Linked DNA regions of Homo sapiens: region 2 is linked to region 1. Evidence: read pairs that join two places in POLR2A ChIA-PET (ENCODE). Cell type or tissue: Panc1. All regions are shown on one strand.

Region 1 (5,000 bases):
CCCACTTTCACCACTGTTATTCAACATAGTACTGGAAATCCTAGCTAGAGCAATCAGGCACAAAAAATAAATAAAGGGCATCCAAACTGGAAAGGAAAAATTCAAATTATCCTTGTTTGCAGATGATATAATCTTATGCTTGGGAAAAACCTAAAAATTCTACCAAAAAACTATTAGAACTGATAAACAAATTCAGTAAAATTGCAGGATACAAAATCAACATACAAAAATCAGTAGCATTTCTATATGCCAAGAGAAAATAAACTTAAAAAGAAATCAAGAAAGGAATCCCATTTACAATAGGTACAAATAAAATAAAATAAAATGCCAAAGAAGTGAAAGATCTCTACAATGAAAGCTATAAAACATTGATGCAAAAAAAGAAGACACACAAAAAAAGGAAAGATATTCTATGTTCATGGATTGGAAGAATCAATATTGTTTAAATGTCCATACTACACAAAGTAATTTATACATTTAATGCAATCCCTATGAAAATACCAATGACATTCTTCACATAAATAGAAAAAGCAGTCCTAATATTTATACATAACCACAAAAGATCCAGAATAGCCAAAGCTATCCTAAGCAAACAGAAAAAAACTGGAGGAATCACATTACCTGACTTCAAATTATACTACAGAGCTATAGTAACCAAAACAGTACAGTGCTTGCATAAAAACAAGACACACGGATTAGTGGAACAGAATAGAGAACCCAGAAATATATTCATACATCTACAGTGAACTCCTTTTTTTTTTTTTTTTTGAGACGGAGTTTTGCTCCTGTTGCCCGAGCTGGAGTGCACTGGCGCGATCTTGGCTCACTGTAACCTCTTGTCTCCCGGGTTCAAGCGATTCTCCTGCTTCAGCCTCCCAAGTAGCTGGGATTACAGGAACCCACCACCATGCCCAGCTAATTTTTGTATTTTCAGAAGAGATGGAGTTTCACCATGTTGGCCAGGCTGGTCTCAAGCTCCTGACCTCGTGATCCGCCTGCCTCGGCCTTCCAAAGTGCGGGGATTACAGGCGTGAGCCACCGCGCCCGGCCCAGTGAACTCATATTTGACAAAGGTACTAAGAACACACATTGGGAAAGGACAGTCTTCAATAAATGATGCTGGAAATTAGATATCTATATGCAGAAGAATGAAACTATTTCCCTACCTCTCTCCATATACAAAAATCAAATCAGAGTGGATTAAAGACTTAAATGTAAGACCTAAAACTATGAAACTACTACAAGAAAACATTGGGGAAAACGTCTAAGACATTAGATTTGGCAAAGATTTCTTGAGCAATACTCCATAAGCACAAGCAACCAAAGCAAAAATGGACAAATGGGATCACATCACATTAAAAAGCTTCTGCACAACAAAGTATACAATCAACAAAGTGAAGAGACAAACCCCAGAATGGGAGAAAATATTTTAAAATCACCCATCTGACAAGGAATTAATAACCAGAATATATAAAGAGCTCAAACAACTGTGTAGGAAAAAAATCTAATGATCCAATTAAAAATGGGCAAAAGATCTGAATAGTCATTGCTCAAAAGAACACATACAAATGGTAAACAAGTATATGAAAAGGGGCTCGACATCATTGATCATCAGAGAAATGCAAATCAAAACTACAATGAGATATCTCGCCCGAGTTAAAATGGCTTTTATCAAAAACACAGGCAATAATGAATGCTGGCTACGTTGTGGAGAAAAGGGAAACCTCATATACTGTTCATGGGAGTGTAAAATAGTACAACCACAATAGAGAACAACTCAGAGGCTCCTCAAAAAACTAAAAATAGAGCTATCTTATGATCCAGCAATCCCACTCCTCAGTATATACCCAAAAGAAAAGAAATCAGCGTATTAAAGAGATATATGCACTCCCATGTTTTTGCAACACTGTTCACATTAGTCAAGATTTGGAAACAACCTAAGTGTCCATCAACAGATGAATGGATAAATAAAATGTGGTACATATTCACAATAGAACACTACTCCAGCTGTAAAAGAATGAGATCCTGTCATTTGCAACAACACAGATGGAACTGGAGGTCATTATGTTAAGTGAAATAAGCCAAACGCAGAAAGACAGACTTCACATGTTCTCACTTATTTGTGTGAGCTAAAAATTTAAATAATTTAACTCATGGAGATAGAAAGTAGAAGGTTGCTTACTAGAGGCTGGGGAGGGTGGGGAGGAACTAGGGAGAGTTCACGGGTACAAAAATATAGTTATATAGAATGAATAAGACGTAGTATTTCCTTGCACAACAGGGTGACTATAGTCAAAAATAATTTAATTGTACATTTTTTAATAACTGAAAGAGTGTAATTGGATTGTTTGTAACACGAAGAGTAAATGCTTGAGGGAATGGATATACCATTCACCCTTATTTGGTTATTACTCATTGCATGCCTGTATCAAAATATCTCATGTAACCCATAAATACATACACCTCCTGTGCACCACCAAAAATTAAAAATAAAAATAATAAAGAAAAAAGAACTCAGCTCAACTAATACTTGAATGTGAGACCCTGAGCAGAGAACAAGGTTGAACCATGCCCAAACCTCTGAATTACAGAACTATAAGCTAATACATTTGTGTTGTTTTAAACCACTAAAGTTGTGGTAATTTGTAACAACAATAGAAAAGTAATATTAGTGCTTTATCCGAGTACTTGATGGTAAGCTATCTGAAAACCAAAGTTGTGTCTACTTCTGTATAATCTTTAGGTAACTTTGGAAATGAATGTTCCAGGTTGACCTCTCCAGTGAAAATACTTCCTGTGTTTCCTGAATTTCCCATTATACATAAAAGATATTAAATGAGTCCCGCTACTCATTACTTTTAGGACTGTGCTCTTTCTGGTTTCAGAGAGAGACACAGGTCAACATTTTCTAGAATAAAAGAGAAGAGGTCATTAGTGCAACCAAGTACCACATAAAAAAGAGGTAAAGTGCAAGGAATTGGAAGGTTTTGTGACGCTTTTATTTCTTCCCAATGATTGTTTTATTTGTTCATTCTGCCAGTTGTGACATTATATAGGAAGAACATCTAACAGAGTTTTCAAAGGCTTCAGAATTAATTGGATGTAAGAGTCAGCCAAGTGGAAGTCAGCCAGCATCAAAAAGGGGAAGAGCATTGCAAACTAAAGGAATATTTTGTGAACTATCTAGGGAAAGAAGAGAGCAGGCTTTTTGTCCAGTGTTTCTGTATAACTCAAGCAACTCCAGCATAGGAGGAGAGGGGGCAAGTCCTAGGACATGAGAAATACATAGGATCCAGGAGACTTTGATTTTTCCTCTGGTTCTAAGACTACCTTTTACTGTGGGGAGCCCAGAGGGCTGTCATCCAAAGACCAATGGGGTATGTATTCTGGTACCAGATAAGAGCTAATAAGCTTGAGTTCCTTATGAATGGGTGGTTAGTGCAGAAGATTTCTTGGGCTTTTGATGGCTTGAGGAAAATGCCTTAGTTGGGTTCAAACAGCATTGAGCGAAACCACCAAAAACCACTCCCAAATGAAGCCCTTTCATGACTGCCTTCTGATCTTGGCACAATTTACAGGGAATAAATGGATTTGGGTTCCCAAGATCTTCCCAAAGTGCAAGAGTAGGAATAAGTTCCAAGGTTCCCCAACCCTAGAAGAACAGGAACACGGAATAGAAGAGCCTTCTTTGTGTCCACTTCAATTACCCATTCATCCTATTGGATGAGGATATCAGGAGACTGTCTATAGATAGAAGACAAGTTAAAGTATGCTCACTCCCCCCATATAAATTCTTCTATTAGCCTGCCATGAATTTACCCAGCTGTGTGTAGTGGTCTCGGCATTTCCATTTTTCCTAAGGAAAATCTACAGTTTCACCAAAGAATAATTCTTATTTCTATGTTTACAGCAAGAGATAGCAATCATTCCTTCTTACAACAACTTGATTTTTTTTTTAGGGCAATTTAACTGCTCTTATCCCTCATAGAATAAAGCTGGCTTTTTCTGGGGATTCGATTTCTAAATCATGTTTTGTTCCTTGCCATGGTTATTGTGGAACAGGGCTGGGAAGGAGGGAGTTAAGGTGATTCGGGCAAAAACAAGGCAGAGGGTGGAAGAAAAAGAGGCTTTCTCTCCAGAGAGGTCTTTGACATGGAAATATGCCTCCTGAAGAGAATGGAAGGGGAGGAATCCTGCTGGTACAGGAGTTGAGGAAGGTGAGACCAAAAAACAAATGCCACATACCTCCTGAAAAACAAACAGTAAGGATGAAAGAATCAACTGTTGTGCTCATCAGCACCCCCTCAAAGGAGAGAGGAGGTGACAGGGCATGTGCTCTGCACCAAGTCCTTCAGAAAAGAGATTTGAGGCTACACTCTCAAATGACAGTCTCTCATACACAATTAGCACAGTGTAAAGCTTAGGTAAGTTGGATGTCTTACTTTTCACATTCAGCATGTGAATAAAAGGGGCCCTGAGAGGGGAAAAATAGACTTCTGTTATTTTATCAATGGTTAATCAGTGAAATTCTAGAGAGAGTTTCCCACACTTCGTTCCACCCCAGTTAGGATTTTCTTGCTTTGACCAGCACCTTGTCTCTCTCGTTCAAATTACACTGTGCCCTGCTGTTTCTTTGCTTCTTCAGAAGGCACCCAAATGTCAGTTGATGAACAAACACAGTCACCAGCCTGAGGTTTCCTCATCTCCTCTTGTGTAACTGTTAACTGCTACTTTTGTTGTCAGTTTTAAAGTCAGCTTTATAAAGAGAAAGCTATCAGGGCAAGTGCACAGGTCACTGGTCATAGAAAGGCAAGGAGAGGGAGAGCTTGGAACCTGACCCAACACGGTGGCACTATTGATTGAAAGTGTGTAGGATAGAACAGGATACATACTGAGGACAGATTCTTCCAGCACCCCCACCCTCCACCCAACACTTTCAGGAAAGGGGATATTTCGCCAAGTGTTGGGAGTTCAGCCCATCTTTCTTTTCTTGCCAAAGG
Region 2 (5,000 bases), 750 kb before region 1:
GGTAGAAAACTTCTGAAGATGTCATGTAGAAGCTGATGTTACAGTAGGGATCAGAAGGAAAAAAAAAAGAATAAGAATGTTTAAGCAAAGCAGGGCAGGAAAGAAAAATCCAGGCCAAGGAAATAGCATGTGTCTGGATAAGGGGGTTTTAAGAGTTTATATAGGAATTTGATCTCTGGGTATATCAGGCAGGAGGGGAGGTATTCCAAAATCGAATAGATGAATGCCAAATTATAATTCCCACCCTAAGAAGACAAAAACTTCACCACAAGATTATTTGTAATAGATTTCCTTGGCTGATTTTGATCAGTCAATAAGAAAACATGAATGAAGTAACAGAGGGGGTGTTGCTGGTTTTATGACTAGAAGCATTGATCTTTTTATTAATTCAAACAAACTATGCTTGACTCTCCTCTTAAATATTTGCTTCCTGAATACAAATTTTAATTATTTAAAGATAGATAGTTTATTCCAAAGGTATTTTTGTGCATAGCCTTATACTGTCACATTTTTCCCCATGCAACTTTCTCATAAAATTAGAGGCAAACTGCAAAAAAGCAAAGTATCCAAAACAGAAAACAGGAAATTCTTCTTAAGCAAATATATCATTAACTCATTTACCACTGCCTGAGAACACTGAAGCGACCTAGAATATTTTTAAATGAGATAATAAATTTATACAAAGTAAACTAGATTTTAAAGTTATAACTTTGTAACAACTCAAACAAAACATAAATCCTTATGCAGAAAAATCCAGGTTTATCAGGAAATATATTAGGGACTAAAATGTCTTCTAAAATTATACTATAATTTCATGGTTTCTGCATAAAAGTTGAAAAACATACTTTAAAATTATTTATGATTTTTTATATTTTTCCTGTTACTTTATTAAAATAATTGACATTTATATAGTAGTGTTTACAGTCTACCATGTGATTTATTTACATATATTATAACATTTGATCTTTAAATAAAACTGATTTTTATAATAACATTGAGATATTTATCATCATCTCTATTTTACAAATAATGAAACTAAGACTAAACAGGTTAAGGATTTATTCAGATTTATACCATAGCATAATAAATACAAATTTGGGAAGCAGTCTTAACATCTGCTTTTTTATATAGAAAAAAATTGTAAGACATTTTATGGGAAGTACATACAACTTAGATAAAGGTTATGTATTTTCAACTAATAAAGAAAATCCAGAAGATTATGTCCGGGAAGCAGATTTTTAAAATTTTACACCAAAAGTTACATTAAATAAAGTCAACAGACAACAGCTGAATTTGAAAAACACATTTATGATACATTTTATAGACTGTGAATTTAGATCTATAAGACAAATATAAACTAACAATGAAAAATCTAATACCTACTTTATTTATATCCATTTAACTAGCAAAAATTTAGAAAGAAGTACAAACATACTTATTGTTGGTTGGGATGTGAAGATGTATTGGTAAGTGATATGTTTAAGACTGTACCAGAATCCATTAAAATTAATTATTCCATATGCTTTCAACAGAGCAATTGTGCAACTGTGGGTACATCTCGTAATAATAAAACCAAGTATGTAAAATTGTGTATACCAAAGATGTGTATCACAATATAATTTATAATAAATAAGGGGCAAATAAATGTTTTCACTCACTTTGAGGAATCACTAATATGATCACTAGATATGTTTAGAAACATATCTAAACATAATATTATACAGACATGAAAATATATTAATTGGAACATATTAGATTCAATATATCAGCATTTCAATATGATATTGTTGAGTAAGGAAGCCAAGATGTAGAAAAGTAGGATAATATTTCTTAAAATAATATCTTATTTTTAGCATTAAAAGAAGAAAAATATGTATTCGTGTATGTGAAAAGTATATTATACATATGTCTATCTGTATATGACTATATGAAAATTGAGGATCATAAGAACACATATTAATGAGAATTATGATGTGGATTATTAGAGGGAAGGGAGTGATTTAGGTTGAAAGAAACAGTGGTCGTGTTCAGATAACATAAGAAAATGTAAAACAATCTGCTTTTTAAAAATATAAATTTTTAAGAATTAACAAATATGTAATACGATAATAATTGCTACTGTCACTGTTATTTTAACAATAGTTTATCATCTAATATTTCGTGTATAATAAAAAAAGCAAATTTGATTATGCTCAGTATGAAGATTTAATGTCAATGCTTTGCTGGACTTCTTGATAGGAATTGTAGAAATATATAAAAAAGCGGTGAAAATATAGTTCAAAAAATTTTAGGATACTTATATCATTGGACACTAGTTTTGTCAGTTAATTACTTTGATCAAATAATATGACATTGAATAATTTTACCTATCCCAAAATTAATACCCCTTTCCAGGTCCCTATATAAGTTGTACAAAGTCATTGTTTCTTTTATCTTATTTTTATGAAATTTTACTATCTTTGCTTTGGCTTTATAAGCCAAAGAAGGAAGGAAGGAAGGGAGGAAGGGAGGGAGGGAGGGAGGGAGGGGGAGAAAGAGAAAGGAAGGGAGGAAGAGAGGGCTAGAGGGAGGGAGGGAGGAAACAAGGGAGAGAAGAAGGAAAGAAGGAAGGAAGGAAGGGAGGGAAGGAGAAAGGGGGGGGAGAAAGAAAGAGAAAGGAAGGGAGGAAGAGAGGGCTAGAGGGAGGGAGGGAGGGAGGAAACAAGGGAGAGAAGAAGGAAGGAAGGAAGGAAAAGGAAAATGGTTTGGTTTGGTTTGGTTTGGTTTGGGAGGGAGGTTTGTTAGGGTTTGTGCCATCTAGGTCTGATAGTAATACATTCATGCCTTTAAACTTTGGTAAAATAATACAAAAAATCCATAAGAATTTTGAAAGAGTAAATTTTAAAAGCTCTTACTAAAGAAATGGGTCCTAAGAAATGCACATATGACTAAAAACATATATGTCTTTTAAAATGTCTAAATTAAAAGAGATTAGAGTTTATCTCCAGAATAATAAATAATGCCACTTTCACTCGCTTTTTATATGTTTACTTCAGTGTAATACCATGGAGATGGAATTTACAAGGACCTATACAAATTTCATCATACCATAGCCTATGATGTTAGCAACTCAGATTATCAGCTATTAAGATATTATGAGTCTTCATCCTGTTCTTATTTTCATTTTTATAGAATGGATATTATAGATGATATGTAAATGAAAAAGAAGAAAATGATGGACAAAGAAGAGATAAAGAGTAGATCTACATTTACATTTCACAAGAGCTACAATGATGCCTATTTCATTGTTTTCTTTAATGATTTAAAAGCTAGAATTATGCATTCAAGGCAAAGTCATAGAGCAGTGGACATCTGCTATGAATCTATACATATTATTATTTAAATTTGTGTATTCTAATATTGTTGTTTTAACAGTAACATAAAAGTTACTCTTTCATTGAGATAGAAATATATAAAAGGCAGACTTATGAATATTACCTGCAGCATTTCAAGTTGAAAAAAATTGAGAATAATTTTTATAAATGTCAGTATTTTAAAAATTAAATAACCTATATCTATTTCATTTTCTTTGGTCAATAATGGTGTAGAATAATTTTATTTTTTTCAGTTTCTTGTTTTTCTACATTTATTTTAGGTTCAAAGGACACGTGTACAGGTTTTTTGCGTGGGTAAATTGCGTGTTGTTGGGGCTTGGTTGCAAATGATCCTGTTACCAAGGTAGTGAGCACAGTACCTGGATAGGTACACTTCCAACCCAGGTAGTGAGCAAGTACCTGGACAGGTATCCTTCCAACCCAGGTAGTGAGCACAGTACCTGGATAGGTATCCTTCCAACCCACACCCCTTTCCCAAATCCCCTCCCCACCACATCTGTCAAGAAATACTTTGTTGACTGTCGCACAACCTCTGCTAGCTCCCTACCAAAAATAAAAAAGATCTAGAGAGAGCAAGAGGCAGAGCTGTGCTATTAGCTGTACTATGTAACTTTTTTTCTAAGTTTTGCGTTCAGAGGGGCGTTGAATAGATAAATACTATCTCCACATGTGTGAGAACTTTCATGTGAAAAGACACACCATTTCCCCACATTTTCAATACTAGCTCCCCCTGACTTCCAGGAATTAAAAGGCAATTCTATGATGAATCAGGCCATGTTTTCTTTTCTGTACTATCCTGTCTGCACATTTATGTACTTATTCTACACAACTCAATCACAAAATCAGGCCCTTCACAAATGAAGCCGAAATGTATATTGAAGAATTTAATGCTATATTTTTACAGGTAGAAAAAAATTCTTGCTCTCCCTCTCCCTCTCCCCACGGTCTCCCTCTCCTTCTCCCTCTCCCTCTCCCCACGGTCTCCCTCTCCCTCTCCCTCTCCCCACGGTCTCCCTCTCCCTCTCCCCACGGTCTCCCTCTCCCTCTCCCCACGGTCTCCCTCTCCCTCTCCCCACGGTCTCCCTCTCCCCACGGTCTCCCTCTCCCTCTCTCTCCACGGTCTCCCTCTGATGCCGAGCCGAAGCTGGACTGTACTGCCACCATCTCAGCTCACTGCAACCTCCCTGCCTGATTCTCCTGCCTCAGCCTGCCGAGTGCCTGGGATTGCAGGCGCGCGCCGCCACGCCTGACTGGTTTTCATATTTTTTTGGTGGAGACGGGGTTTTGCTGTGTTGGCTGGGCTGGTCTCCAGCTCCTAACCGCGAGTGATCTGCCAGCCTCGGCCTCCAGAGGTGCCGGGATTGCAGACGGAGTCTCATTCACTCAGTGCTCAATGTTGCCCAGGCTGGAGTACAGTGGCGTGATCATGGCTCGCTACAACCTCCACCTCCTAGCCGCCTGCCTTGAACTCCCAAAGTGCCGAGATTGCAGCCTCTGCCCAGCCGCCACCCCGTCTGGGAACTGAGGAGCGTCTCTGCCTGGCTGCCCATCGTCTGGGATGTGAGGAGCCCCTCTGCCCAGCCGCCCAGTCTGGGAAGAGGAGCACCTCTTCCCGGCCGCCATCCC

Evidence for each region. ChIA-PET counts read pairs that join two places held together with the same protein. Peaks named below come from ENCODE experiments on the same cell type or tissue, not always from the same donor. Only the 100,000 strongest peaks of a DNase experiment are listed, where the experiment ranks them.
Region 2: POLR2A ChIA-PET joins it to region 1 with 10 read pairs; 1 of 35 experiments calls an interaction of 5 or more read pairs at or near these places.

Annotation. Positions count from the first base shown.
Region 1 is chr6:139,626,561-139,631,560 of GRCh38, reverse strand. No RefSeq gene overlaps it. Among named protein-coding and RNA genes, the nearest start is that of FILNC1, 140 kb to the left of the region's middle. In Panc1, no CTCF peak of the experiment used is centred here; no DNase peak of the experiment used is centred here; H3K27ac peaks cover 2,118 bases.
Region 2 is chr6:140,374,145-140,379,144 of GRCh38, reverse strand. No RefSeq gene overlaps it. Among named protein-coding and RNA genes, the nearest start is that of MIR3668, 170 kb to the right of the region's middle. RefSeq lists an enhancer at 4,082-4,923. In Panc1, no CTCF peak of the experiment used is centred here; no DNase peak of the experiment used is centred here; H3K27ac peaks cover 206 bases.